Regions from separate parts of the Mus musculus genome. Here regions 1 and 2 are each linked to region 3. Evidence: chromatin loops called from intact Hi-C (ENCODE). Cell type or tissue: heart. All regions are shown on one strand. Region 1 overlaps Pdss2 (prenyl (solanesyl) diphosphate synthase, subunit 2). Region 2 has its middle 24 kb from the start of Bend3. Region 3 overlaps Sobp (sine oculis binding protein).

Region 1 (8,000 bases), 370 kb after region 3:
TTGACTTTTAGATTCTAGATTCCCCTCTGGGTGCCATTATCTCCACTAGCTCTTAATATAGTTTTTAAAATTATATATACACACACACAACACAGTCACATTTAAAATTATGTTTAAATCATGCACACACATACACACTGCATATGTGGCAGTCACAGGACAACGTGGGGAAGTCACTGACTTTCTTCCCACCATGTGAGTCTCAGGTCATTCATTGTCAGCTTGGCAGCAAGCACCTTTATACGCTGAGTTGATCTTGCCAGCCCTTCATGACACTGTTGATGATGTAAATTCTTTCCCAAGAATCTCAAGTTGGGACAGGAGACGTGGCTCAGTGGGGAAGGGCACTCGCTGCTCCACAGATATTCTGATTTGGTTCCCAGCACCCAATGAGGCAGCTGTGAGCTCCCTGTAACCGCAGTCCCAGGGGCCTTCTTCTGTCCCCCATGGATACCTGACATACATGGTGCACATGCAAATGAGCAGGTACACACACATACACATAGATGTATTTTTTTAAAAGAGTCTGAGCCAGGCATTCCAGCACTCCAAAGGCAGAGGCAGTCAGGTCTCTGTAAGTCTGAGGCAAGCCTAGCCTATGTTGTACGTTCTAGCCAGTGCTGCCTCAAAAGCCAAAACAAAACAAACAAACAAAAAAATAAAACAAAACACAAAATATGTTAAATACATTTATTGCATTATGAATGACCTCTATATAAGTATTTGCAGTTTTAAAGAATGATGAAATTCTTTGATGTAATTGTTTAAACTAACATTCCAGGCTCTAGAAAGGCATTTCTATATGCAGTGTACAGATTAGCCTGGGACACAGTCAGCTCCTTAAGACTGCCTGTCCCTGTTCTTAGTGCTCTTCCTCCCTCCATTTGTTTCTCCTTTCTGGTTGCCATAGCTGTAGAGGTACCTGTTCAAGTAGAACCACTTGTGAGTACAGGTCTTTTATATATAAACTGAACAAACTAAGAAAAAAGGTCAGAGCAGAATGGTTTTGTTGCTTCTGCCTCGTCAGTGTACTGTCTGGTTTTGTGTCAACTTGACACAAGCTGGAGTTATCACAGAGAAAGGAGCTGGAGCTTCAGTTGGGAGTGCCTCTGTGAGTTCCAGCTGTAAGGCATTTTCTCAATTAGTGACCAAGGGGGAGGGCCCCTTGTGGGTGGGACCATCCCTGGGCTGATAGTCTTGGGTTCTATAAGAAAGCAAGCTGGGCATGGTGGCGCACGCCTTTAATCCCAGCACTTGGGATGCAGAGGCAGGCGGATTTCTGAGTTTGAGGCCAGCCTGGAACATGGAACAGAGTAAGTTCCAGGACAGCCAGGGCGATACAGAGAAACCCTGTCTCGAAAAAACAAAAACAAAAAACAAAAAAAAAACAAAAAAAAAAAGAAAAATAAGAAGAAGAAGAAGAAGAAGAAGAAGAAAGAAAAAAGCAAGTTGAGCAAGCCAGTAAGTAACATCCCTCCATGGCCTCTGCATCAGCTCCTGCTTCCTGACCTGCTTCAGTTCCAGTCCTGACTTCCTTTGGTGATCAACAGCAATGTGGAAAGTGTAAGCCGAATAAACCCTTTCCTCCCCAGCTTGCTTCTTGGTCATGATGATTGTGCAGGAATAGAAACCCTGACTAAGACAGTCTGGTATTTCAGGGGTAAAGGAAACCTTGATTATCCAAGCCAGATCTGTTAAAAGTTCATGCCATCATTTTGACATTGCACTTTCTCTTCGTAGACCCCTCTTCACACGACCAGAACTGGTCTCCGAGCCCCAACTGTTTCAAAACTATAACATCTCTTAGTGAGTGATTGATCTGTATTATGTGTCAGGCCATCAAGGAGCTCTTGGGATGTGCTTGTATAAACTGTAATCCAGTCTGCTGCTGTGTGTTTAGTTACAGACTTTCATAGACCTATTGGCGATATTCAATCCTTCTGGCTTTGGGAATGGGGCTTATCTGATACTTTCAGGATAAAGACATCCATTCATTTTTCTCTCTTCCCCACTTAAATAACTCAGCACATCTGGTAGTACTGTCGGGTCGCTGTGCTTCCAGTCCCTCTGTAGCTTGTGTTACTATAATATTCCTTAAAGTATTTAATTACTTATAGGACAATGTTATTTGAAGAAGGGAGGGGGAAAAAAAACCTATGGGTCATACAAATTAGCTCATGTGCAGAGCTAGAAAAAAATGCCTTCAATCAGCAAAATTTCCATATCAGCAGCAGTATGTATGCAGTGTGAATGTAAATAAAGGTAAATGTTTGTGTGTTAAAATTTAAAAGAGGTCTTTTTTCAAATCGATGTCATTTTCCTCTAAGAAAATGTGTTATTAAATACAAGGTACCAGAGATTAAAGTATCTGCATGTCTCAGTGTGTATCCTTTGGCTTACTTCAGTTACAGCAATGATAAAAGCTGAAACAGAATCCTTTAATTCAATCAGAACTGAGCTAAACTTCAGGAAACCAAGAGTAGAGCTCAGATACAGATTACGTGGCATAGGAAGCTAAATACATTCGAAGGCTCCGTAAGAAGTGGACGACGAGCTTGCTTTGCGGAGCTCCTGTTTGAAATGGCTGCATTGAACATTACCAACGGTCTAGCTATTTTATCCTCTTGAATTAAGATGCTTTATGTAAACAATTACAAAGAGACCATTTGTTTCACATTGTGAAACAAATTCAACACTTGATTTTGCTTGGGTCTTTTCTAATAGTTCTGTCAAAATTTTCAGTGTTGATGGTGTATTTGACCCAGGGGTCCTCTGGGGACTATGTCCATAGTGCATTATTTTTTATTGTTAGTGGTGTGCCAGGCCCCGAGACTTTAGCACAACCGACTGCTTGATGGACGTACACTCAGGCTGTAACACTCAGCACACAGCATGACCTGCCAGAACTCAAGCAAAGGCCCAGTCTATTAAAGCCCATCGTTCTGGGAACGCCTCTATGTGAGCTAACCTTGCTTCTTGGCTTCTGTATTCTGCAGTTCCACTTTGGCTGACTGTTCTTGTTAACTGAAGTATGTCAATCCAGAACATGGTTCTTGTACCTGAAAGCTCACCCTGAGAAAGACCCAGATCCCAAACACCCAGTGTAATTGCCAGCCGACTAATAAAGACTTTCTGTTGCCTTTATCCCATGGCCCATCCATCTTCGCCAATGAATCCCCCACAACAGTTTGGTTTTTCTGAGTCAGGGTCTTTCTGTGTAGCCCTGACTGTTAGGGGATTTGCTGTGTAGACCAGGCCGGCCTGGAACTCACTGAGAGCTGCCTAACTTTGCATGGGGAGTGCTGTGACGTGGGAGTGTGCACTGCCCCATCCCACTCCATGGTGTATTTTAAGTACAATAGAACAGGCACATTTGAAAGGTGAGCTATTGTCTTGCTGTTGTTTGTTCTTTCTGTACTAAGTATAAAAATTAGTGTCGTAAGGACTCCCAGTATGGGAGTCCTGGAAAAGTAGCCACTTAACAGAAATAAGCAAGCAGAAAATTGAGTTAATAGTTCATTCATCCTCTATTCAAATTCTCTGTTCAAATCCTACATTGTGACTAACTGGAGCTGCACCTTGGATTATTCATTCCATTTGTTTCTCTTGTCTCTCTAGGTTGTGGAGCTTTTATCAAGTGCTCTTATGGACTTGGTGCATGGAGTATACCAGGAGAACTCTGCTTCCACCAAGGTATGGAATTGCAAACTTGAAAAGTGTTACCCTTGAGGTTCTGCTGCAGGGCGGGGTCAGGTGGCAAGCATTTCCTTCCTGATTTACGTTTAAACTGCACATGATTTTTCTTTTTTCTTCTTTTCTTTTTTTTTTTTAGATTAGTGTTTTGGCTACAAATTCATGGCCATACGCTCAGTACATATCAGCTTTAGCCAATTAAAGCAACCCCTGCTCCTCCGGCTGGAATCTCAATCTGTTTGGCCGCAGCAGCCGGGCAGACACCAGGGCACTGCTGGCCGGCAGGTAGCACAGTCATGAGGGCTGCTGGCAGGAAGCACTGCTTATGCCGGGTGGCTGCGCCAGCCTCTCCCCAGAGAAAAGAGGCTCTGTGTCAGGCAGCAAGCTTGAGTGTGGCTGTCAGGAAGGGCAGGAGCAGGAGTGAAATGGCTTTTAGTTCCAAGGTCCAGAAATTTACTGCATTATTAGAGTCTCTGTGGTAGAAAGTAGGACAGTTGCACAGTTGGGTTGTTTTGATTAATTTTATAGGTTTAGAATTAGGGCTTTTTGACTCATTTAACAGGTCATCTCAAGAAAGGTTAGCTTTTATTTCCTTAAAACGCAGTTCCTTCATTTCAGCGGGAGATTGGGTGTGAAGCGAATGCTCCATTGCCCACCGCCGCCATTCGCCATGATATCTACTGTTACCAGGGGTTCCTCTCGACGGCTCATTACTGTAACTTCCTTAACTCCTGCATTAGCAAGCTATCACTCACTACAAATTAAAAATATATACGCTTACATGAACATCCTAAGCAGTAGCCCGTCCACTTGAAAAAAGTAGAGGCAAATTTTACTAAGAGTGAATCTAGGGCATGAGCAACTTAGATTTTAAGAAATTAAATCTGAAGTATAACTCAGGAGCTCTGGAAGGTTACAGCAGCGGTTAGTGAAATGTAAAGAATGTTGTACCATGGACATCTGCTATCATCTGACTCAGGGACGGACGCACCGTCCACACAAGGCGTCTCTGACCTCACCTCAGTAGCACATTGGAATGTGGAGACCTCACAAGATGTGGACCACACTGAACTGTGTTTGCAAGACTTCCACAGACAAGAGTGGCTCTCTGTGTGACTGAAGGTTAACACCACTGCTCGGGGGTAGCTTAGGATCTGGCTCTACTCGCCGAAGGTTGCCTTGCACATAATATGAAGATGATGGCCGATAAGCAAGTGACATTTTATTTTATTTTTTTATGAATGAGGCAATTTATTAACCCAGCATCCTTTGTTCTAATGCTTCTTGTTGACAGCTGCCACCTGTCCAGTGATCCTGTCCAGATCTCTGTCCCTGAGGTGATAGCTTGTGGCCCCATCTTAGTCCTTTTCCACCATTTTCAGCCCCTCCAGGGCTTGGAGGTCCCGGCGGGCCACACTCTTAGAGCCTCTGGCTGAAGTGGCTGGGTCTGACACCATATCTCTACCATCCTCCATAGATCTTGGTCATAGAACCAACCCCAGCACCCCCACGGAGGTACAGGTGCCGTGCTGTGAAAGCAGCTGGTGTGTAGGATCAGAGCTCATCATATGGGGCAAGCTTTTATGTTTGGCCAGCTTGACTGTGTCTCCCCATTTGGGGACTTTCAGCTTCCGGAACTTTTTGAGGAAGGCTGCCAGAGCTTTGACGAACTCCTGCTGGTTAACGTCTTTTACAGTAACTCCAGGCATCGTGCGCCTCCGCCCTGCCAGCCAGGGGAAAGGGCTCGAGTAACATTTTGAATGATTTACCGGCTTCTTCATTTGTTGTTCACAAAAGTCCCGAGAGAGGGTGGGTGCTGTTCTCGTTATGAGATGTGAAAATGGGGGCTTAGAATTCAAGGTTACACAACTTACCTGGGATTCGAACTTAAAACCCTATGCTCTTAGCCTCTTTCTTCTTCTACTCCCACTCTACCCTAACTAACCATGGTTTGATCAGCTTCCATTGGCCATGCCTATGGTCTCACCAAGATGCTGCCACAGCGATCTGTGGATGCAGCTGGGACATTGTTCTCACCTGGGATGTCTCCGAGGCATCCATCTCAGTCCCATAGAAAGTGTGCATTAATTACTAGTATCTGTTAGTTTTGTTTTTGAGGGTGTTTATTTGTTGAGACAAGATGTCACAATAAGTTTGGCTGGACTCACACAGGCTGCCATGTGTTCAAGGCTAACCTGAGCTACAGAATAACATCTAGGCCTGAGATACTGAGACTGTCTGAAAAAACAGAAGCAAGCAAGCAAGCACACACATCATGTAATCCTCCTGCCTCGGCCAGTCATAGCCTTCCACTTCCCACCCTGAGGTCATAGGTACACATCACACACACTTAAGACCTTGAAGTGAGCATGTTCTTGTAGGGTTGCTCTCTTAATTTACCCACTCTTACTATCCGTGCACCGTAATTAGCCCACTTCACTCATCATCGTATGACAATGTTAAGTTCCCTGTGTCAGGAAGCCTAACAGCAACAATAACGACTTGTTATGCAGTTTTGACAGCTTTGTTGCTCATGTTACCTGAGATGAGTAGGCGCGTCCTTGAGAGATGGTCTCATCTTAGGGAAGAAAGGCTTACAATTAATTTAGCGCTGATAATAGCATCCAACTTAAATGTCTAAATCTTATTCATTAATATGTTTGAGGGTTAGATTTGAACTCAGGGTTTGTTTGTTTGTTTGTTTGTTTGTTTAATTAGATTCCAAGCCCCATGTGGTTTTTAAAATGCATAATCTGTTTGGAAAAAGAACAGAAGAAGCAACAAAGGCTTTGAAGGGTTACTGATGTAACGGAAGAGTCACTGAGCAAGCACCATTTGCTGATTTTACCATTAGCTAATACATTTCCCTTAAAAAATATATAGTACTGCTTTGTTCTTCTGCCCTCCACCTCTCCAGACAGAGCCCTTTAAAGCACCTGAGTCTTTTCAAATCAGTTAAGATCCAGAATATAGCTAAACCCTTTGAAGATCAGTTATTTTTCAATAATGAAAACAAAAAGGTGTAGTTGGCCACAGCAGCCATTGATACAGCCTTCATTTCCACCTCAGGTTCAATTTAACCACATTTTCCTTCTTACCCGGAACCCTCACTCTCCCCTTCCTGAATGTGCCTGTCATTTCAGTGGAAGAAACTGCTTCAGAGGCAAAGAGAAAGAAAGATCAACCAACACACACACACACACACACACTCACACACACACACACACACACACACACACTCACTCACCCCAGGCTGGCAGGCTCTGGCATGACTAAGAAGTTGTCCCAAGCAGAGGTCATATGGAAAGCGAAGCCCGTGCTGTGGGTGTGTTGATCAGCCTCCACAGGCAGCCTCCTGCAATGCGAAGGAATCCCTTGGAGAGTCATGTTAAGCTGTAGAGCATCCATCCCATCTCTCAGGGGCAAGAGAATACAATAGTGCTCTGTTTTCTTTGTGCCAAGTTAATGCAGTAATGGAGATCAGGTAGTGGCAACTTAGCTTTCTGTGGTGTGGTATCTATGGGGCAGGTAGGTGCATTAAAGCAAGAGAGAATTGGAACTGGGCTTTGTAAATCACTTTCCCCAGAAGTTAGTACCTAATTTCCCTACAACAATGAAACGTACAACTTCAATTACTAGTATTTAGCAGATTGCAGGTAAGTTATGATCAGGGAAATATGCAAAGTAATTCAGAACTGTCCTTTGTTCCCTCCACTCATGGAAAAGATATTTGTGTGTTTGCATTTGCTATCTTGTGAACCATCTCTTCCTTACAATAATGGTTAGCCCTTGGACTTTTTAAAAAATGTACCACATTTGGGAGGCAGAAGCACGCGGATTTCTGAGTTTGAAGACAGCCTGGTCTACAAAGTAAGTTCCAGGACAGCCAGGGCTATACAGAGAAACTCTGTCTCAGGGGGAAAAAATGTACCTAAGGAAAAAAATTTTTTTTACCTATTTTGCCTAATTAAAGAACCCTTTACGGGCATGGTGGCACATGCTTTTAATCCCAGCACTTGGGAGGCAGAGGCAGGCAGATTTCTGAGTTCAAGGCCAACCTGGTCTACAGAGTGAGTTCCAGGACATCCAGGGCTACACAGAGAAACCCTGTGGGGGGGGGGGGGGACGGGGACGGGGGGGACTTTAATCCCAGCATTTGGAAGGCAGAGGCCAGCCTGATCTACAGAGCTCCAGGCCAACCAGGGCTGCATAGTAAGACCCTGTCTCAAAAAAATTGCTTCTTTAAAAGATAGCTCTCTCTTGTGAGACTATGCCAGGGCCTAGCAAATACAGAAGTGGATGATCAC
Region 2 (8,000 bases), 450 kb after region 3:
GAGACTGAGGCATGAAGGATCATGAATTCAAGGCTAGCTGGAGCTTCATTAGAACACCGCCCCCCCCACCCCCATGCAAGAATAGATAAAGCTTGAAGGCATAACCCTTTAATCTAATCACTTGAAAGACAGAGGTAGGTGGATTTCTATGCATTCAAGGACAGCCTTGTTTTGAGACCCTGTCCAAAAAAGAAAGAGAAAAGGAGAAGGAGAGGGAGAAGAAGAAGAAGAAGAAGAAGAAGAAGAAGAAGAAGAAGAAGAAGAAGAAGAAGAAGAAGAAGAAGAAGAAGAAGAGGTGGAGGAGGAGGAGGAGGAGGAGGAGAGAGGAGGAGGAGAGAGGAGGGGGGAGGAGGAGGGGGGAGGAAGGGGAAAGGAATGGGAGGGGAAAAGAGGGGAGGAAGAAGAAAGGAGGAGGAAGAAGAAAGTGAGGAAGAAAGAAAAGAAAGAAAAAGAAAGAGGAAGGAAGGAAGGAAGGAAGGAGAGGACTCTAAAAGCTGAGGAAATGGCTCGGTCTGTAAAGCATTTGCTGTGTAAGCATGAGGAACTGAATTTGAGTCCCCAGAACCAATGTAAAATCAATCAATCAATCCATCAATCCAGGGCCAGGTGCACAGGTGCACTGTAATCTCAGAACTGAGAAAATCCCATCAGCAGGACCCCAGGGGCCAGCCGGGCTGGTCAAATTGTGGATCTCTTAAATTCAGTGAGAAACTGTCTCAAAAACAGCGGGGTGCCAGGGTGGGGGTGGGAGGTGGCAGAATGTCTCAGGGGGGGTAAAAGCTTGTACCACAAGACCCTGGAGACCTGTGCTCTGTCCCCAAACCCATGGAGAAGTGAGATAACCATGTTCCTGAGGTTACCATCCGTCTCCCACAGATGTACCATGGCACACTGGGGACCCTCCCATCACACACTTATAATATACACCCCCCAAGGTAGAGGAACTGATATTCATGAAATGCCCATATTAAAACTTTAGAAACAACGAATAAGCTCATGGGATGAGCTGTGTCTGCATGTCTCCACACCCTACGAATTGTCTGCCAATCAGCAATAGTTAACTTACAGGCGGAACTGTTTAACTTACAAAGATGACTTTCGCTTTGTTCTATTGATACCTTATGCATAAAAGGGATTCAGTGAACTCGTGTGCATAAGATATTTATCACAATGTCTAATTTCATCTCCTTCATCATTTTGTCTAAGAGGCCTCCCCTCAATTCTAGTTATAAATCGATACGGTAAAACCCGACCACAGTCGGCCACGAATCCAGGCGTGTGAACTGTGTTTGTGAAGCTGACAACGGAGTGGCTGGTGGGGGTTCACACAGCTGAGGACTCTGGGAGCCCAGCTAGCCATGTTAAATTCATGCCAGGCCTGGCTACAGTTTGATGCCACCTGGTGGCAGTAGTGGTCCTGTTTGGAATACCATAGAAGATGACTGAATCCAGAGGTCCTACTGTCCCGACTGTCCCAGGTAGCTGTGATTCAGAGGCTCAGCGAGGGGTGTGGGGGAGGGGCGCGTGAGGATCAGAGTTCTCACGCCTGCCCTCTTTTCTTTCAGAAGTCCACATGCATTTCTTCTGCTGTGTGGCTGCAGCTCAGACCCAGAGCTGCTCCTGACCACTAGCATAGCCTTTAATTCCCATCTCCAGTCTTTATTTATCCAGTTCCAACAGAAGCTAAGCAGGGAATGGGAGCAAGTTCTTGTAAATTTTGCATAACTAAAATTACATCTACAGTTATGTGGTTTTTCTTTTTCCATTTCTCTGTGTGTGTGTGAGCACACACGCATATGTTTTATGCAAGTTTGCATATGTGTGGGTGCACACGGACGCCCAAAGCTGATGTCCACAGTCATCTTCAATAACACGTCTTTTTCACTGAGGCAGGCTCTCTCAGTCAAACCCTGAACTCAGAGGTATGGCTGGTCTCATTAGCCAACTTGCTCTGGGAATCCCTTCTGTGTGCCTTCAGAGGCTAGCATGGCAAACGAGCCACCATACTGTCTGGAGTTTCACGTGGTGGGGCTGGTGAATCAAAACTCCAGCCTCAGGCTTACAAGGCAAGCACTTCAACCACTGGGCCATCTCCCCAGTCCTAAGTTACAGTTCATCATTTTTAAAAAAGATGTAGTTACTTTATTTTCGGTGTATGAGTGCTTTGACTGCACATATGCATGTATGTACACCATGTGCATACGTGGTATCCGCAGAGGCCAGAAGAAGTCAGAGCCCCTGGAACTGGAATCACTGTGAGTGACCATCGGAGTTCTAGGACTCAGCCTTGGGTGCTCTGTAAGGATACTGTGATCTTGACCACTGAGCCATCTCTCCAGCACCCAAGTTTGTTTGTTATGAATGTGTATAGTCATGCAGCTTTACTGTGGTTATTTATTTATTTATTCGAGACAGGGTTTCTCTGTGTAGCCCTGGCTGTCCTGGAACTCACTCTGTAGACCAGGCTGGCCTCGAACTCCGAAATCCACCTGCCTCTGCCTCCCAAGTGCTGGGATTAAAGGTGTGTGCCACCAGCTAACAAGACTTTTTATTAAAGAGTTTTTGATTATTCTAAATGTTTAGTTGGATTTTTTTTAAAGTCTTTATTATAAAACCTGGTATGGTGGAACATACCTGTACCTGCTGTAGAGGCAGGAGAATCAGGATTTTAAGGCTTTCATGTCTACATAATGGATTCCAGACTAGTCCAAGCTGCATGAGACCCTGTCTCAAAAACAAACAAACAAACAAACAAAAAACAAAACAAACAAAAGACAGAGAAAGAGGTGAGAGAAAAGGAGAGGGTATGTGAAGATAAAAAGATTCATTCCATCCAGAGGGTAGTAATCTTCTTGCATAAATGTTACCAATCTTTCAAGAGCATCATGAGTTTGAGGCCACCCTAGGGTATGTGCCAACACATTGTCTCAAAATAAAAACAAAATGTCGTGCTCCTTAGATCTTCATGGAGACAAGGCTGTAAAGGGTCAATGGTCAGTTCCTGGATGTCTGTCTTGGCCTCTCACTCTTCCTGGCATCTCCTAGTTCAGACAGGGAGTCTGAGAAACCAACACTTACTGAAAGAGAGCTGCAGAGCCAGAGGTCTGGGACCAGGGTCTCCCTCTCTCTCCCCATCTCTTGTCACAGTCAGTGACTACATTTGTCTTTCAGGAAACAGCCAAGCACCAAGCTGGTTGTCACATGTTGGAAGCTTTGTGGCAAAGGTCAGAAGAAGGCCTGCTTACCAGCATCTTGGCAGGCTTACCTGCTGTCTGTCCTTTCTGCCCTGCCCTCCCCTCCAGCTACTCAAAAGTGTGAATTACAATACTGTATTACCCACTTCTCTGCCTCAGCTGTGGCCCACAGCTTCCCCATCCTTCTCAGGTACAGTCCTGCTCAGCCACCCCCACCCCCACACACACTCCCACCACCCATGCGACCCCCTCCCAAGCCTCTATGCCATCTCCCAGATCCGTTCTGTCTCCTTGCTCACCCCCCACTTGTTTCCTCTGATGTTTCAGGCTTTTCCTCTCTGCTTCCAGGGCTAGCCTCTGACTGAAGATTTAAAATGATCTCTTGCCTACCCATGTCTTCATTCCCTAAAGACTTGCAAGTCTACATGGAGTTAATTTTGAAAGCTTTGTCACATGAAAACTGGCCAGGCCATCAGCCAAAGAGCTCTCCTGCCAGGACAGGCATGCTTAGCCCTATATTTAGGTCCTAAGCGGTCCCACTCACCTCTTTCTATAACTGATAGGAGCCACACTCACTCCCGGTTAGAAGAATTTAAGCATGAGAAAAGCGCATTCACTTAGTGTAGCCTAGACCAGAGACCCTGTGGTAGGTAACTAAAGTCACTTCTTTACCTGCTTTTTGCCAAATACACTCTGTACATTTTACGCAAGTATACTGTTGATTTACTGGGAATAAGAGGGGTCGCATACCTGGGCCACAGAACTCCAATAATCCACATTTACCTGATACTGCCTTCTGAGTAGTCTACATGTGAAAGTTTAAAATTTAGCTGGGTAATGGTGGCACACACCTTTAATCCCAGCATTCAGGAGGCAGAGGCAGGCAAATCTCTGTGTTTTGGAAGTTAGCCATCTCAAAAAATTAACTATTAATTAATTAAAATCGTTGGAAGCGAAGAAGCTAGTCCTTAATTTTTTTTTTCAGATGTAGGAGCTGAAGATATGGCTCCGTACTCAAGAGTGCTTGCTGCTTTTGAAAGAGACAGCTTCAGTTCCCAGCCCCCATGTGGTAGCTCACAACCATCCATTCCGAACTGCAGTTGTAGAGGAGTCTGACACCCACTTCTGACCTCCGTGGGCACCAGGCACCCACTTGGTACACAGACATAATATGCAGGCAAAACTCATACAATAAAATAAATAAGTGTAAAAACCTTTTTATTTTTAATTGTGCTGGGTGTGGTGGCACACACCTTTAATCCCAGCAGTTGGGAGGCAGAGGCAGGCGGATTTCTGAGTTCGAGGCCAGCTTGGTCTACAAAGTGAGTTCCAGGACAGCCAGGGCTATACAGAGAAACCCTGTCTCGAAAATAAATAAATAAATAAATAAAATTTTCTTTGTCCTCTTTTGAAACAGGGTTTCTCTGTGTAGACTGAGTTTCTCTGTCCTAGAACTTGCTCTGAAAACCAGGCTGGCCTCAACCTCAGAGATCCACCTGCCTCTGCCTCCCAAGTGCTGGGAGACGCCACCACCGCCCAGCCTAATTTTTTTTTTGGGGGGGGGGGAGGGGAGGTTCGAGATAGCCCTGGCTGTGTGTGTAGCCCTGGCTGTCCTGGAGCTCACTTTGTAGTCCAAGCTAGCCTCGAACTCAGAAATCTGCCTGCCTCTGCCTCCCGAGTGCTGGGATTAAAGGCGTGCGCCACCATGCCCAGTCCAGCCTAATTTTTTCTTTTTTTCTTTTCTTTTCTTTTTCTTTTTTTTTTCTTTTTTTTGATTCTTAAGCTGACTGCAAGAGGGTTTATTGTACACGAGCTACACTTGGCCACAAGAGAACAGAGCTAGTCCAGAGTGCCGGGGGTCCAGGGCAGAGGGCCAGCGGGACTGTTTTGGTTGTAAGAAAGGCGGTCATTTCTCCAGGCGATCGCAGCGAGGTGACGTTCCAGGTCTACTGAGACTCATTACCGATGGCAGCACACAGTCCGATAGCTTGTCCCGGCCCTCAGCATCCCTCACTTCTGCTCCTGCAGGCGTCGTGGGTGCACCGGCAGGCTTACTTGGACCTCTGCCTCATCTTTCTTCTCTTGCGCTTCAGCCTGCGCATTCTCTTCTTCCGCCACTTCGCTCTCATGGCGCAGGAGTCTCAAGGAAGATGGCGCTAAGACCGAGCCCAGCCTAATTTTTAAACATTTCAACTTAGACTACTCAGAGAACAGTAGCAGGTAAATGTGGGTTGTTGGAATTCTGTGGGCTGATTTCCCTCAAACTCTTGCTGACTCCAGAGGCCTGTATGCTCCCTGTGCTTTCTGCTGGTGCTGATTATATAGGTCAGAAGGTCACTGGGTCATTTACGTGAGGGGGTTTCATCTTGCCGTACTTCTGACCACTCAATCCCGAGCACATTGAACCCAGTGTCTCTTTTCCTCCATTGAGGAAAATGGTGAACTAAAGGTGATTTCAGTGAGCTCTCTGCCCCAGAAGCTGTCTGTTCCTCCCAGAGTGCAAGGACTTTGTTGCTTTAGCCCTTCAAGCCTCCACAGGATTTTAGTTCATAGCCCAAGCTAGCCTGGAATTGATTATGTAACCCAAGCAGGCCTCACACTGGTGACAATTCTCCAGCCTCCGGCTCCCTAGTATTGGGATTCCAAACGTGTACCACCAAGCCTGGCCCAGTGCTGTTTGTTTGTTTGTTTGCCTCCTGAGTGCTGGGATTAAAGGCATGCGCCACCACGCTCGGCTTAATTGTAGATTTTCTTTTCTTTATTACTGTATCATCAGTAGTTTAAAACACTGAGACAAAGCTGGGTGATGGTGGCCCATGCCTTTAACCTCAGCAAGGCCAAAGCAGGCAATCTCTGAGGATTCCAGATCAGCCTGGTCTTCAGAGGGAGTTCAAGGACAGCCAGGGCTATACAAAGAAACCCTGTGTCAAAAACAAACAACAACAACAACAAAGTAAATCTACAATTGAGTCAGAAATTGCCCATGATAGAATCAAGAAAATAAGGTTCCATGTTAGTAAAAGAGAATGGTGTGTGTGTTGGGGGTGGGGCGTTGTTTTGTTGTTCTTGTAAAATAAAGTCTTACTGTACAGCCCACGGTTGCCTCGGCCTCTGAGTGTTGGGTACCATGAGTAGCAATTGTTATCTCCATGGAACATGAGGCAAAATGGAATATTCCATTGGCTCGTGTGGTGATTTGAAGGAGAATGGACCCCATAGGCTCATATATTTGAATACTGAATTGAGAAGTAGCACTATGTGAAAGGATTAGAAGGACTAGGAGGTGTGGCCTTGCTGGAGGAAGTGTGTCACTGAGGGCAAGTTTTCAGGTTTCAAAACCCATGCCAAGCCCAGTGTCTCTCTCTGACTATGGATCAGGATACAGTCCTTAGCCACCACTTCAGTGTCTGCCAGCAGGACATCATGCTTCCTACCATGACGAGAATGAACTGAACCTCTGAAACTGTAAGCCAGCCCCTAGTTAAGTGTTTTCATTCGTAAGAGTCGCCTTGAGCATGGTGTCTCTTCATAGCAATAAAGGAATAACTAAAATGTCTGGATTGGGATTTTCTTCCTAAAGAACTTCCCTAGTGCTTCTGGGATTTGAATATGCTATGCTCAGGAAGTGGCACTATTAGGAGGTGTGGCCTTGTTGGAGCAGGTGTGGCCTTGTTGGAGGAAGTGTGTTACTGTAGGGGTGGGTATTCAGACCCTCCTCCTAGCTCCTAGGAAGACAGTTTTCTCCTGGCTGCCATTGAATCAAGATGCAGAACTTTTGAGGGGCAGTGGTGGCACACATCTTTAATCCCAGCACTTGGGAGACAGAGGCTGGCAGATTTCTGAGTTGGAGGCCAGCCTGGTCTACAGAATGAGTTCCAGGATAGCCAGGGCTACACAGAGAAACCCTGTCTCGAAAAACCAAAGGGGGAAAAAAAAAAGATGTAGAACTCCCAGCTCCTTCTAGAGCACCATGCTTGCCTGGACACTGTGATGCTTCCTGCCCTGATGATAATGGACTGAACCTCTGAACCTGTAAGCCAGCCCCAATTAAATGTTTGCCTGTATAAGAGTTGCCTTGGGCCAGGCGTGTCCTCTGCTCTTCCAGAGGACCCTGGTTCAATTTCCAGTACCCACATGGTGACTCACAACCTTCTGTAACTTGAGCACGTGGTGTGCAGATACACGTGCAGGAAAAATACCAATATGCATAACATAAATTAATAAAATAAACTAGGCATGGAAAAAAAGAAAGAAAGAAGAGAGAACAAAGTCAAAGAAAAACAGTGGCACAAGTTTGCTGGTGACTGGTACCTAGTTCTTGGTTTCAGCAAGTAGAGACAATGAGGTGTTGGTGAGGACAGAGGCTGTTTGGGTGGTCTGGATGCAGTAAGTCTCTCCTCTGGTGGTTCATGTGTGAGAATGTGGTCCTTGGTTTGGCAGTATTAAGGAGTGGGGTTTACTGGAAAGGTCTTCAAGTCATCAGAAGGGCTGAACCTAGGTTCTATCTTCAGGGAGAGCTGTCTTCAAAGGAGCACATCATCGAGGCATGGCAGCACTCACCTATAATCCCAGAACGTGGCCGGAGGATCACAAGTTCAAGGCCAGCATGGGCTAAATAGCAAGACTCAGTCTGGAAACACTCCTCTGCCTCTTGAGCACACATTTTTCACAATGCCACCTGTTACTAAGTTGCTGGTCCCCCAGAAGGGGCCCCACAAATGGGTTTGCTTGCACGGTTTTTATCTTCCAGCTTTCAAAATGATGAGCTTAATAAATTTCTTTAGAAGAATCCAGCTTAAAAATATT
Region 3 (8,000 bases):
AAAAGCCAAATAAGCACGTGTAAGTGCGCAGCTGATGTTTCTCAGAGATTTATTTGTCTGACAATTCCGACGCAGCAGGAAAAGGAGTTCCCAGAGGGGCGGCTGCTTCCTGCAGGGCGTGGCTTGGTGGTGGGTTGTAGGCTGGTTTAGTTTGTTGTTGGAAGTTTTTTTTTTTGTTTTGTTTTTTGTTTTTTTGTTTTTTTTCGTTCCCTTTTATAAATCTCTCCCTGGGCGTATGAGCAACCCCTCCCTCCCGCCTCCCTTCCCCCTGCCCCCCAATTTCATGTTTAAAAAGCGAGCTTGCTCGCCAGGTGTGTCCCCCCAAGCTCCCACGGCTCTAATAAATAAGAAGCGCCTGTAAAACAGTAGCTTGACTCGACTGTACAAAGGCGTAGATAGAAATACAGTCTGTACACGCGGACCGCGGCCCCAGTGCAGCCGTAAAGCCCCTCCTGCCCTCCCGCCGCGTCTGTCACCCTCCTGCTGAGGCTCTGTGGCCTGGAGGGGCGGGGCACCTGGACCCCTCCAGAGGGAACAATTGCTTTTATTTGAGTTAGTAAACAGATACACTGAATCACAAGGTGATTTGACTTGGTTTTTTTTTTTTTAAGTTTTCTTCTTTTTTTGGATTTTTTTGTTTGTTTGTTTGTTTTCTTTTCTTTTTTCCGTACTCATCAGACTGGGGCACTGTACGACTGTCTCAGCGACTCAGTGCCAGTACACATGTTCTAGAGGACTTCTGGACTCGCAGCTACAACTGTACAAGTGCACACAAGTAAATCTACCCTGTTATCCTCCACCCACTGATTGAGGATCGAATTGCACATTTCTCTTAACCATGACAGGAGAAAGCAAACAGTGAAACAGAATCCGGGGTGATCTTTCTCACTTTCTCTCTTGTTTGCATCGGCTTGTCCATACCATTCTAATTATCATGAAAGGACTCTGCGCAGAGAGAGATTGTCTCGCTGACTTCCTGGACCACAGAAAACCATCAGGGTTGAAATTTCATCCAGTCTTTCCTGACGCCCAGCAAATATTCCCCCTCAGATTATATTACACCTTGAGGGCATTTTGGTCTTCAGTTCAACACTCTTGCTCTGTTCCCAAATGGGGCGCTGTTTAGGGGCATGTCAAGAGAAAGCTGAGAAGAATAAACATTTACCGAGTTCTCTTGGCATTCGGTCTCCGTAAAACCACAGTATAAACTATCCATGCTGCTTCCTGCATCTGGCAGATTGAAAATTAAAAGCCATAAAAGTGTAACACTGAAAATATGGCATCAAAAAGGATAAAGGTGGCCTTTGTAAAAAATAACATGAAAAGTATATTAGCCGATAAAATATTCTACCTCTTCATTTAAAAGTGCATCGTGGGCTGGGCAGAGATGAATCGGAAGCATTGAGAACTCCAGCACCATCCCGTCTCTCCCCACCAAAACGTGAACAGTTCCGTTCCTAACCCATAAAAGCAAATCACAATTCTTATCGTAGCAGCAAACCACAGCAGTTCTTAAAAAGATTTATATATATATATAAAAGGTTCTTATTTTCCAGTCCCTGTCATCCTCCGGCCTCATCCATAGAGCCTTGAAGATGGGGCGAGGATACCTACATTGGTCCTTGTGGCGGGTTGGTGTTTTGTTTTGCTATTTGTTGTTGTTTTTAAACCAGCGAAATCCCTAAGTTCTTCTGGGGAGACTCTAGATGAAGTGGGCAGGAATGGTGGGCCCGGGCTTGATGGGTCCAAGACCTGCTGGCTTCTCCGGCCTTGAGGCCACCAGGGAGAGCCACTTCCTCCAAGATGTTTAATGACCGGAAGCTGTGTTATTTGCTTGAGTTTTAGCCAGAGGGAGGTGGTGAGCTGACCAGCTGGTGTCACTGGATGGCATGACATGGTTTGCTCCACGCCCTCTCTCCATGCAATGTACCCTGGGAGCGAGTGTTCCTGGGAAAAGATGAGAAGGATCCATGAGAATGCGCTGGACCAAATCTCTACCCAATCCGCCCACCTCCTCCCACCCTGTCTAGCTGCAGAGAACCGGTCAGAAGTGAGAGAGCTGCAGCTCTGGTGCCAGCTCACTCTAAGATGAATCCCAGAGCTGTGGACTCCGCGGCATGATTTCAGAGCGCTTCATTCAGTCTGCTCCGGATCAGGTCTGCCAGCTTTGTGTGAGGAACAGAAGCTCCAGCCCTCTCTGGAAAACCATAATGAGCGAGCGCGATGGGCCACGCCCTCCCCAAAGACCACAGCATCCTTTGCAACCAGCAACACAGTCTCCATATGACTACATGATTAACCAGGAGGAGGTCTTTTGAGTCACCCAGGGTCGCTCAAAAGCCAGACAAGGTCCTAGAGAGGTACGGGTCTCTAACCTCCACAGCAGCCCTTCCCGTATGAACGCTGGTGTTTGAGGTCTGAGAGACTCACTATTATCTGTCAAAGGCAAGCCACAGGCAGCTCTTCACATTGAAACAACGCAAGACCACAAGGTGGTCAGATAACAAATCACCCATGCATGGTGGACCTGAGCTGAGGGTCCAAACCGAACTTTCAAATTATTTCCGGCGGATGCTATCCCCACATGGCCTACACACTTGAGGCCCCACCTCTTTTTCCTTATGGGTTTCTGTTGTTTGCTACCAGGCCCCTCAGCAGAAGCACAGGCTCTTGAAGCGTCAGGCATTCCTGAGAGGCAACCAATTAGAAGTGCCCCCTGCAAACTGTGACATCCCCAGGGGTGGGGGTGGGGATGGGGGCTCTGGCCTGGGCCATCTAACTCTCTTCTCTACACTAGCTGTCTTGTTGGTCAGCAGTGTTCAACTCAATTTTGTCCAATGAACTAGTTAAGCAGCTGTCTTCCACTATGTCCCCAAGGAGTCCCTCTGCCGATAAATGTGGTTGTGAGAAACAGGAAAGGGTATGCTCTGCACTGGAGAGATGCTAAAACACAAGACTCAAAAACATCTTTACATCCCGTGAGATTATTCTTGGAATACGGAGCAAATAATTTTCGAGAGATGATACAATTTAGGAGTCACAGGGAACCCTAGAGATAAAATGTGACAATTTTACTTCATAGAAGGAGAAATGGAGGCCACGGAGCCCTGGAAACCATCTCAGAGTTTTTAGCAGAACAAGGTCAGCCAGCTACCGGGCGGACTCCACTGAAGCTCATGCCGTCCAAATCCTGGTGTTAATGGCAACGATAATAATCATCAGCCCAAACCAAGGCTTGAAATTCTCAGTGTGCAGGGGAGGAAATGCCTGAGTTCCCCAAATCACATCAAACCGCCAGGTCCGTGTGCAGTTAATATGTATATTAAGTAACCAAAGTGTAAATGCAAAAGGCCACAAATATGCAACAGGGCGGGGCTTGTGACATGGGCGGGGCTACCAGGCCATGGAAATCTCTTCTTCTGGCACAGGCAAGTTTGGATATGCGGAAGTTAATCTCTGAGTACAGCGTTTGCATCTCCTAGCCCCCTTTCTGTCTGGAGGATGAGAATCCCAAACAAACCCATCAAGAAATGGAGACACATTGGAGACCTCAAGAGATTGCAAAAGAGTTGAGCAATGAAACGTGGGTTAGAACACATGGGGTCACTTCTGGGGACACTGCATGGAGGCTAGGAAATATCCCCACCTCTGGGCCTGGGACCAAGAGTGACCACACGCTAGAGTTAGGAGGTGCGTTCGTGTGCGTGTGTCCACAGTCTTTCTTTTGAAAGGAAAAGAAAGAAGAGTGGTTTTTAACATTTCCTTCCAGTAACTGGGAGGCACTACCATTCTTGTTTCGACTATTGGTTCTGTGATGCATATAGCCTTTTCCTTTAATGCAATCACAACCCAAAAAGTGAAAGGAAAAAAAAGAGAGAGAAAAGAAGGAATCTCTCTCAAATAAGTGTCTTTGTATTCAAATCACCTTTGGACAAAGACCAAGTCTGCCCAGCGACAGCCTATGGAGGGAAAATGTCTAGGTTTTCATAAGAGACTGGGAAATCGGGCTTATAATGAGAGCCATTCTGGAACCTTAAGTACAGCATTTGCCATCCCAAACACTATAATAATCATTATTATTCTCTGGTATCTATTATTGTCTGGTAAATAATATGTGTTTTCCCCCCAAGTTCCAAAGGGTGCAGCTGCATGCGTTCTATTTTTTGCAGCCCTGGGCCTGCTGCTCTGCAAGCCTGCTTACATAGAGCTTATTTTAAGAGCGTGCAAAGGAGACTGTGCATGCCCTTCCTCTCCTCTCTTGGCACACTTGTGCACCTGGGACATCCCCAAAGGCCAGAGGGTGGCAGTCTCTTTCTGCTGGCAACTTTTGAAGCAGGGGTGGTATTACGAGATAGAATCCCTTGTTGGTGGCACAGGCTACAAGCCTGGTGTTAGGGCAAGAGAGCAAACATGGGCTCCACTCTCCCAGTTTCCAATGGTAAGTAACATACGGAAACTTCTAAAGTAGGGGAGAGATAGCCTTGGAGATTCAGAAAATGGTCGTGTCAGAAGCTAAGGAGCTTTGTCACACAGCAAAAATTCTGGTGGAAAACCTGTCCCCACTGTCTAACTGTGTACATAGAGGAGAAACTAAAAGAAACGGCAGAGGTATCCATATGCCCATCCCAGCTATCTCCACGTTCTCTGGGCCATGTTTCTCACTAGCTCTTCCCCAAGGCTTGATGAGGGAAGCCTGGGTGGTACTCTTTGCCATCTCTTATTCCCCTCAGGCTCCTTAGGGACTGTTGATGAAGGTCAGTATGGATAGTCTTGCAACTAGAGAGTAATCTGTTGTCACTCCATAAGGAAGGTGCCCTTTCTGGATCTTCAAGTCCAGAGCTTTAGAGTCACTTTTGCTCTGGACATGGGTACACACATACAAATGTGTGCACATACACTCCTGTGGCAGAGATTGCTGGAGTGCCTCTGAATGCAAAGGATTCTGGGAAAGTGCCCATACTTGTACCTCACACTTTAGGTTTTCTTTGAATGATGGCTTTTGTCTGAAAGCAGGATAACTCATCCGCGTCCCACACTGTGTGCTATTTCCCATATACAAAGCCTAGTAGTGCCATGATGCATGGTCTCTATGGCCAGCTGTCTTCAAATACCAGACATGCCTTCCCCTCTACCCAGCACTCTCACAGAATGACAGTTGCCCACTACAAAAGCTGAGACATACTCTGTCTACCTGGCAAGTTCACAGGGGAAGCAGTACTGAAAAGGTGATTTAATTGCCCATAGAACTTTCCAAAGGGTTAAGAGCAAAGTGGAGCCTCGACGCTGTTAAGTTCTTTTAATGCTAGTACCCTCAAAACACGACCATTCTCACATTTCCCTCTTCGATTTAAAGCCCAAGATGCATGCTACTGCATTTTAGAAAGTTCCCAGACAACCATTCCCAAAAGTGTGGACCAGGAAAAATAAAAGCTCTCATTTTAAACCCAACCATGCCCAGCTAGCCTTTCTGTGATGTGAGACACCATCTTTGACCAGAAGCATGCTAATTTAGTCTGTTATCCAAATTTTTACTTTTATTCCTTTTCTTAAATACCTCATAATTTTCGTAATCAAAACCTAGTAGGTGTGTCTTGCTCATTCATAAGGCAAGCTTCCTGTTGGCCGCCATATTTCTTCCCAGGTGTTTAAAACCCCATAGCATTGACTGTGATAGGCAAGAAATGTCCACTGCCAAGGCACCTTGCCTTTGCCCAATTATTCTGGCCCTAACCGAGATCCGCTCACTTGAATCCCGCTGCCCATCACTTATCAGAGTTAAATACAGCCATTACGTGCTGGCGGAGGCTTCGGTGTTTATCTGGGACAATAACGAGTCCCCGAGGACAGACTGCTCTCAGGTAGCAGCGGCTATTCTGGGACACTCACAAGGGTAAAGCCCTGCGGTCAATGAACAGAGCCGCCTGCAGCTGCTGATAAACTGTGAGCTTGATGCCAGATAGGGGTCCTTTACCCAGCTCATGCCAGGCAGGGCTACAGAGCCTGGGCAGGCTTTGTCACCTCCCATGTCAACTGTTGCTGTCTGAAGAATTTTGAAATGGCTTTTTACCAGGTTGGACATTTTTAATCTTTGAAATGGATGCCATCTCTTTTCTTCTATCTCACTGAGAGGGAATAACTGAAAGACAGCCCTTCTCCTGGAGGGCGTGTGATTGGAAGAGGAGGCTGTGCAGGGAAATACAAGGGTATATAGCACCTCTGGGTTATAACTCCATCACTCACCCTGTGCTTCTAATAAGCTACTGCTCACGTACTTTTAAAACCAAGTACACTGCATCTGTCTGTCTGTCTGTCTGTCTGCCTGTCTGACTATCTATCTATCTATCTATCTATCTATCTATCTATCTATCTATCTATCTATCTATCTATCTTCCTACCTACCTACCTACCTACCTACCTACCTAAGTTCCATTTTTCAGAAAGTCTCATATAACCCAAGCAGCCTCAGACTTGCTTTGTAGCCTCCTGCTTCCACCTCCCAGATTACAGGTGTTAATACCACAGCAAGTATTTTGGGTTTATTTTATTTAGGCACCCACTTCAATCAGAAACAAAGCTAACAACACATCCCGGATTTGATGATGTCACAGAGAAAACGATTTGCCAGGACGGTTAAGAAAATGAGCCACTTGGGATCTCCACCTTCCAGAACCGTAAGTCTGCAAGCCTCACCCCCTCACAGCGAGAGCTGGCCTCGTTCCTTCCTGTTCATTTCCTTGCTTTCTCTGCTTGACCAGTGATCAGGTACGTTATAACGTCTGAGCTGGAAGGAGCCCTAGAGATGGATACCATTTAACTCCTTCAATTTAGCAAATAAGAAATCAGAAATATTCTCTGATAAGAAAGAAAAAAGTGTGTCTTCAGGGCTAGAGAAATGGTTCGGGGTTAAGAGCACTGGCTGCTCTTCCAGAGGACCCAGGTTCAATTCCCAGCACCTACATGGCAGCTCACAACTACTTTTAACTCCAGTTTCAGCGAGTCTCACGCCTATACACATAAAATTAAATAGATTTTTTAGGGCTGGAGAGATGGCTCAGAGGTTAAGAACACTGACTGTTCTTCCAGAGGTCCTGAGTTCAATTCCCAACAACTACATGGTGGCTCACAACCATCTGTAATGGGGTCCAATGCCCTCTTCTGGTGTCTGAAGACAGTGACAGTGTGTGTACTCACATATACAAAATAAATAAATATAAAAATACTTTTAAAAGTGTATTTTTATTCAAATCCTGTCTAGTACTCACAACCAGCTGATAAGCCTTTCTACAGCTCTTCTCTCCACACCCTCTGTGACTATCTGAGCAGGTGTCACTGTGTCCCTGCTACAGGTGCTCAATCCAAATGAGCTGAGTGACAACTCTGATCTCTACCTCAGGGTTTTGAAAAGCCTTTGCCAAAATTGTGCCTTGGATGAAAAAAGCCAGATGTCATTGTGTCAGAATTGAGTTTGCTCTCTCTCTCTCTCTCTCTCTCTCTCTCTCTCTCTCTCTCTCTCTCTCTCTCTCTCTCTCTCTCTCTCTCTCTCTCTGAACATATGCATTCTAGGTGACAAAGAAGGAACCCTGAAGGAAAAACTTTGCCATGTGCAGCCAGAGGACTTGTGGTAGATGTTTGTTTGTTTGTTTGTTTGTTTGTTTCAAGACAGGGTTTCTCTGTATAGCCCTGGCTGTCCCAGAATTCACTCTGTTCCAGGCTGGCTTCGAACTCAGAAATTCACCTGCCTCTGCCTCCCAAGTAGGTAAGGTTTAGAAGAGCAGCTTTTCTCACACATTATGTATTCTTTACGAACAGTAGCAGAGAGAGAGAGAGAAAGAGAGAGAGAGAGAGAGAGAGAGAGAGAGAGAGAGAGAGTGAGAGAGAGAACACATCCCATTAGTGAAAACAGCACTATGAAAAAGGAAAAAAAAAAAAAGAAAGAAAGAAACCTGATTCCTCTCAAACCAGCAAGGTCGGAGCCTGTGGTCAATGCTACTTCTCAGCAG

Evidence for each region. Hi-C counts contacts between places; a loop is a spot of excess contacts. Peaks named below come from ENCODE experiments on the same cell type or tissue, not always from the same donor. Only the 100,000 strongest peaks of a DNase experiment are listed, where the experiment ranks them.
Region 1: a loop joins it to region 3, with 9 times the contacts of the local background. A loop is called at or near these places in 8 of 42 quality-filtered maps.
Region 2: it touches region 3 in a loop (4-fold over the local background); 3 of 42 quality-filtered maps call a loop at or near these places.

Annotation. Positions count from the first base shown.
Region 1 is chr10:43,368,517-43,376,516 of GRCm38, forward strand. Pdss2 (prenyl (solanesyl) diphosphate synthase, subunit 2) reads left to right here. Exons shown (of 8, transcript NM_027772.2): 4 at 3,619-3,693. It also overlaps the pseudogene Rps19-ps11. Among named protein-coding and RNA genes, the nearest start is that of Gm40631, 30 kb to the left of the region's middle. In heart, no CTCF peak of the experiment used is centred here; a DNase peak (open chromatin) is centred at 3,995.
Region 2 is chr10:43,451,179-43,459,178 of GRCm38, forward strand. It overlaps a transcript of Pdss2 not described here and the pseudogene Gm3699. Among named protein-coding and RNA genes, the nearest start is that of Bend3, 24 kb to the right of the region's middle. In heart, a CTCF peak has its summit at 1,402 (motif pointing left); DNase peaks (open chromatin) are centred at 1,413, 3,193 and 3,683; H3K4me3 peaks cover 714 bases.
Region 3 is chr10:43,002,468-43,010,467 of GRCm38, forward strand. Sobp (sine oculis binding protein) reads right to left here. Exons shown (of 7, transcript NM_175407.3): 7 at 33-1,947. Among named protein-coding and RNA genes, the nearest start is that of Gm5079, 15 kb to the left of the region's middle. In heart, a CTCF peak has its summit at 4,288 (motif pointing right); DNase peaks (open chromatin) are centred at 94, 3,394, 4,294 and 5,844; H3K4me3 peaks cover 831 bases; H3K27ac peaks cover 933 bases.